Regions from separate parts of the Homo sapiens genome. Here region 1 is linked to region 2. The links are chromatin contacts, found by Hi-C or POLR2A ChIA-PET in ENCODE. All regions are on one chromosome and are shown on one strand. Each heading gives the region's core, a stretch centred on a gene start or an enhancer-like site at or near the end of the contact. The rest is flanking DNA. Distances are from core to core; before and after follow the strand shown. Region 1 has its middle 64 kb from the start of HOXA1. Region 2 holds the start of HOXA3 (homeobox A3).

Evidence for each region. Hi-C counts contacts between places; a loop is a spot of excess contacts on that map. ChIA-PET counts read pairs that join two places held with the same protein, here RNA polymerase II (POLR2A). Pooled maps may share reads with other maps.
Region 1: a loop to region 2 is called in a pooled map, with 2.7 times the contacts of the local background. The contact joins the enhancer-like site here to the promoter of HOXA3 in region 2. A Hi-C loop is called at or near these places in 2 of 168 maps with a recorded cell type or tissue (CD4-positive, alpha-beta memory T cell and esophagus muscularis mucosa) and 6 of 50 pooled maps. POLR2A ChIA-PET finds 5 or more read pairs at or near these places in 1 of 52 experiments (Caco-2).

What each region holds. Positions count from the first base shown.
Region 1 is chr7:27,030,148-27,033,099 of GRCh38, reverse strand. No RefSeq gene overlaps it. Among named protein-coding and RNA genes, the nearest start is that of HOXA1, 64 kb to the left of the region's middle. RefSeq lists an enhancer at 2,107-2,812. Within about 2 kb of position 1,444, at least 6 of the 41 ENCODE cell types and tissues checked have a DNase peak (open chromatin) inside an H3K27ac peak, as active enhancers do.
Region 2 is chr7:27,151,331-27,154,539 of GRCh38, reverse strand. HOXA3 (homeobox A3) reads left to right here and starts at 1,957. Exons shown (of 6, transcript NM_153631.3): 1 at 1,957-2,252. It overlaps HOXA7 (homeobox A7), which reads left to right. Exons shown (of 2, transcript NM_006896.4): 2 at 1-824. HOXA-AS3 (HOXA cluster antisense RNA 3) reads right to left here. Exons shown (of 3, transcript NR_038832.1): 2 at 2,859-2,965; 3 at 1-2,246. RefSeq lists an enhancer at 1-21.

The DNA of each region.
Region 1 (2,952 bases), core at 195-2,694, 120 kb after region 2:
CATCCCTAGTAGTGTGTGCTCACAATAGCTAATGGCTTAACAAGCACTGTCAGGCAGCCTCACATTTCAGCTGCTCGTTTTGCTGAAGGCAGATAATTTATGCTACATCCCACAGCACAGACCAAGTACATAAAACCAGAGAGGAATGTTAATGGAAAAAATTACAAATTCTTAAAGTGACAGGGCTTTTATAGTTAACTCTTTTAATCAGTTTGCAGTGTTATCAGGTTATGTGAAAGTTTGAATGAAATATGGAAAATGATAAATGAAAGAAGTTTGTAAAAGGCAACAAATACAGTATATTTGATTTAAAACATAGGGCAGTGTTTGGCACATAGTAGGCATTCAGAAATGTTTTTTGAATGAATAAGTGAGTGGGTGTATTTTTAATTTCTGATGTACTTAATATACATTTTATTTTGTTACTACTAAATTTTACTGAACTGGCAAACTTTTTAAATATGTGGAATGAATTGTAAGACTGATAAATCTTTAAGCAAATGTAGTTTAATTTTTGCTAGAATTTTTTGAGACATTTGCCTTATTTTATGGCTATGACTTAATTATAAATATGGGCAGAATATTAATCATAGCTGTCAGACAATTCAGATTTTTCAATTACCTCAGATAAATTTTCTGCTTAGTTTAGTTAGAGCACAATAGTAAGAGCAAGATTGTAGGGTGGACCAATCTAAAAGTGTTATGATACCCTGGGTAAATTAGTTCTTCCTAGGAAAGACTGACACATTTTCTTCAAATAGAAAAGTTACTTCTGGTAAGAGCAAGAACTGATTCTCAAAAAACACTATATTTTACTTTCTCTGTTCAGAGAGTTAGGCTTTCAATTTGGTTAACAAATAGCCCTCTGATTTTTTTTTTGTAATAAAGGAAACAGTACCTACTAATTATTAAGTACTTTTCATTGGTAGTGACTGTACTAAGGCCTGTACTGAGACAGGCATTGCCTCATTTATTTTTATCCTTACTCCAACATTATGAGGTATATACTATTATCATCCTCATTTTACAAATGTGGAACAGAGGCATAAAGCCAAGGGCACAGAGCTATTAATAGATGGAGCTGGAATCCAAATAGAGCTCTGATTCTAGTATTTAGTGACTGAGTATTTAGTCATTGTCTTTCTACGTGTATGTTTAACTTATCTAAAATAGTTCATAAGGTTTCATTTGAAACTTATCTCACTTGCCAGTGAATGTGCTACTGTTTGATGCTACAGAAACATTTTCACTTTCTTTCACTTTTAACTTCCTGTTCTCTAGGCCTTAGGAACTAGGTAACCTAATAAACTTGCCTTTTGAAACAATACTGAAATAGCCAGCATTTATTGGCTGCTCACTTTGTACCAGGCACTTCCTAATTGTTTTACAAGCATCTTATTCATTACAACATTCTTCTACTATTCGCCCCTATTTTACAGATCAAAAAATGAAGCTTAGTCAGGTTAAGCAACTTTGCTACCAAAGTTAGGAAATGTTGCTACTAAAGTTAAGCAATTTAGCAAAATTAAGCAACCCTAAATCACATAGGTTAAGTAAGTAAGTAGTGGATTTGGGATTTGAACTCAGGTTGTTTGACTGACAGTTGGCTTACTTAACCACCCTGTTCTACTGCCCTTTTTTTTTTTTTTTTTGAGATGGAGTCTCACTCTGTCGCCTGGGCTGGAGTGCAGTGGCGCGACCTCAGCTCACTGCAACCTCCACCTTCTGGGTTCAAGCGATTCTCCTGCCTCAGCTGCCGAGTAGATGGGATTACAGGCGCCCACCACCATACCCAGCTAATTTTTGTGTATTTTTAGTAGAGGCGGGGTTTCACCATGTTGGCTAGGCTGGTTTTGAACTCCTGACCTCAGGTGATCCGCCCTCCTTGGCCTCCCAAAGTGCTAGGGTTACAGGCGTGAGCCACTGCGCCCGGCCTTCTACTGCCTTCTTAAATTAAGTAGTGGGCCTGTCTCTGAGCAGATTCAGACACCACTTCCCCTCCCTTGTAAAGCACGCCTCTCACTGACATTCCCAGTCCACCAAGTGAGAAGCCTGCAAAACTCAGACTCCCATAGAACATTGCTCTGAGACCTATCAGGCCTGCACATGTTGGAATGTTCCGTATAGATTTTGTGATTCCTCATGGTTAGAACATTGACAGCCTTCAAGATTCCCCTAAGGGAGGACAAACTTTTTTCTGACATGTGAGCCACTCTCTGGTTACAGATGGAGGGCGTGGACTGCATCTGTCTTGGGGCTGCTTCTCTCTCTCACTTACCAGCTGAAATGCCCCAAACACTTGCCTGCTTATTTTTGTTCTTGCACTGTTTCCCACAGTTTTTTTTTTTCCTTACGGCGAAGCACAGATCTTTCTGTTTCATGTGGCACCAGCTGTCTGGTTTGCTCCCTCTGTACCTGTTACCACCAGCTGGAGCAAATGGGAAAGAATACATTTGGTAGAATGGGGCTGACCCATGAGGCCTACCTCTGTTAGCTCAGTGGGTACCCTCCACAGGGGAAACAGTGTGAGTTTTTGTAATGTTGCTACTCTCCCTGGGAGGTCTTTTAAGGGCTGAGTACCTAAAGATGTTTTTCTATCAGACTTTTTTTCCCTCCGCCCCCCGCCTAGGTTCCATCTTGCATTCCACTGCTAAATCAGATTAACACCAAAAAAACTAATACCCGATGGGATGTTACAGTTTACAACAGATTTTATATTCATTCTCTCATTTAACCCTTACAACCACCTGGTGGTAAGTATAATACATATATTTAGGTATGAGAAAACTGGCTTAGCTGGTGGTTGAGGTGGCTCATGCTTGTAATCCCAGCATTTTGGGAGGCTGAGGCAGAGGGATCACTTGAGCCCAGGAGTTTGAAAACAGCCTGGGCAACATAGGAGATCCTATCTCTATAAAAGAAAAAGAATTTAACAAAAAAGAAGAGAAAACT
Region 2 (3,209 bases), core at 708-3,207:
CATTCCCAGGAAGTCCCTATGTATCCCAACACTGGCAGACACCCAGCACCACCCTCCCAGACCCGCAAGAAAGTGAATCTCACTACTACCTACTCCCCTAAAACTACCTATTTTGTGCTGGCTGGCTTGCCTGCTACCTAGTGCCGACTGCTCCCAGGCAAGTCCCCTGCTGCTTACAGCCCGCAGCTTTTGGGGTCCCTGAGGCTGCCCTGAGAATGTGCTGAGGTCCAGGATCAGGGTATTGGCATCTATTTAAATCGAAAAATAATATATTTATTCCAAAAAGCATCCTAAGTGCTTGCACCCTAGAATCAATCCCTCCTTCTCTGGCTTGGCACCCACAGCTCAGGCCCATCAACCCCCACTTCTGGAGGGGAATGTTCCTGAGCTGGCTGCAGATCTGTGGGTTAGCTTCTGCTTAGCAGGACTGTGGAGATGCTTCCAGCTTCGCTGTCCTTTCCTCTGGCTCCTGTATCTTACTGTTCAGCTGTGTTAAATATGTACGCCCTGATGTTTCCTATAATAGCAGATACTGTATATTTGAACAAGATTTTTTTTTATCATTTCTATAGTCTTGGAGTTCATTTGTAAGGCAGTGTCTTGACTTGGAAAGGATGTGTTAATGGGGTGACTTTGTAGCATGGTATGTTGTCTTGAGTTAACTGTAGTGGGTGGGGAGGTCCAATGCCCTCCGCAATGCCCTTCATCTCCTGTGTTGTCCTGTACCCTGCTCAGCTCCATCCTGGGGTTCAGGGAAGGCACACTTCCCAGCCCAGCTGTGTTTTATGTAACCGAAAATAAAGATGCGTGGTGACAAAGAAAAATGTGGACTGCCTTATCCAGAGGGGACTGGGAAAGGGGAGGTGAGTATGGCTGGAGGGCAGGGGGCAGTGGGGAAGCAAAAGTGGGGTGGCTGTCCTTGTGATGGTCCAAGTGTTGGGTACCCATGTATTGGTGTCATGTATCTTTTTAATGTATTTTTATGTGTGTATTTGTATGAGTATGTGCTTATTTTTCTGTGTATGTATTTCTGTGTGTGTGTTTTTACCTAATTCCACAATTGTATATATTTTGGTGTCCATAATTGGGTGCATGTGTTTTTGTGTGTCCATAATTGCATGTCATTCTGTGCCCACAATAGAGTGTATGCCCTTCCCTGTGTGCATAATTGTATATGTGCCTTTATCCGTGTAGAGACGTTTGTCTGGTTTTTGCGTGTGCACTAACATCTTCTAGATCCCTTGAAAACGGAATCTTTGGTAGATACGTTATATTCTATGAATCTACCTAAAAACCTCCATCAATTCCATGAGGAAATTTCAAATCCACACTTTCCTCTAAGGCTGAGCAGTGGGCTTGGAAAGGGGCATTACCCAGAGCTGATTCCGGATTCGCATGCGCCCTGAACCCAGCCCCAGGCTAGGAAATGGGATTTAAGGTCCCCACCCCGCCTGCAGACCAGGCGAGGGGGCCCCAGGGTCCGGCACTGCAGTAGGTGGCGCGGGGAGGGGCTAGGACCGCAGACCCCCGCTAGGCTACGCAGCCTGGGCAGGGGCTGGGGCAGCTGGATGCGGGGAAGGGGCGAGGGGTGAAGGTCCAGGGGTTGTGCGGGCAGCTCAGAGCATCCTGAGTTCCGCCTGCAAGACCTCGTCTCCAGTCTCCTGCCTGGGCTGGGCCCGCTTCTTATGGCTCTTTTAGTAAAACCTGGCCCAAAAGGGTCTGTAAAACCTGAGGCCCCAAGTCGGGGCGGCCTCGGTGGTAAGATGGCGCCGGTGTAAGAGCTGCCTCCTCTCAGTGATGGGGAAAGGGTCATAAATCCGTTGTTGTTTATGAAAATTTACAACTTTGCAATACAACTTTATGAGTTGTTCGGCCCTTCCATTGGCCGCTGTCGGTCATGTGGATGAGAACCGTGAACATGAACTTTTTTATAATTTCCCTTGCGAGAATAGAGCCGCATTCTTTTGCTCCGCTCCGTCCTGCCTGCTTCGGAGCTCTGCCTTCCAGCCGGGCTCGGCTGTGCTTTGTCCGGAGATGGCGAGCGAAGGGAAGCCCCGGCCAGGCCAGGCCTGGCGGCTCCCGCTGGAGATTGGGCGCGCTCCGTTCCCGGCGCCGCGGCAGCAGCTTTGCAACTCGCAACCTGGCTAATTTCCTGCGTCCTCTGGCACCAGGAAAGAGGACAATTCTTCTCTCGGGCTGCCCAAGCGACAGCTGTCAGAGGGGCAGGAGCTTCTGGGAGCCACCGTCTGAAGGTGAGACATGTGGGGAGGAGATAGGAGCAAAGGTGGTGAGGCGACAGCCGGCGGCGGTAGCGGTGGGAGAGGGCACCCAGGGAGGCTTTAAGAGGGGCATACTCCCCCTTACCCATACTCACCCATTCACACTTGCCCCCATCACACACTACAGCCCACACACGTCACACACACAGGCACACACGCGCGCACGCACACACACACACACACCACTCCCTTTCTCTCCCCTCCCTGGCTCGCCTTGGCAGTAAGTGCCCGCCTTCCTTCGGCCCTCCGTGGCACAGCGCCAAGGCACAGGGCAGCATCCCTTGGGTCGTCTCTCTCCCCTTCCCTAGCGACCCCGTGAAGCCCAAAAGGAAGTGGCCCGGCACACTGTGTTCCCCGCCAGCCCTTTGGGTTTGGATTTTTGTGTTTTCATTCATGGCCCTATTTGGTTTTGTTGGATTCCCCAACAAGAGGAGACCATCCTTGACCTGGGAAGGTGGGAAGAGGTGAGGGCAAAGTGCATTAATCCACAGGCATTTTATTAGCATCAGCACAGCACTTTCTACTCCGTGGGAATTGGTTTCAGAGAGAAAGGTAGAAGGGGGAAACAGAAAAACTTACTAATTCAGCCAGAGTTCTCCGCTCGTTGCCGGCTTCCCTTCGCCCGGTTTTTCGATGAGAGAGGTGTCTGAAGCGCTGGGAGGGGGAATAGGTGCGTGGGTGGAATTCTGTGTTGGAGGAGAGGATGGGATTAATTGGGTGTTACTTGGTGGGAAGTTTCGGTGCAGAGGACATAATGCTGTTAGCGCGCGTGGCAGGGTCCCGCAGCTAAGGTTGAAGGAAGGACGCAAACCGAGTCTGGGCGATAGGGGGACCCCCCAATCCACCTTGGCGCAACGGACTGGCGACCGCACTCCCCACCTTCCGCGAGCGGGGAGAGGATGGTGGAGCTGCCCGGGAGGAAGCGCAGAG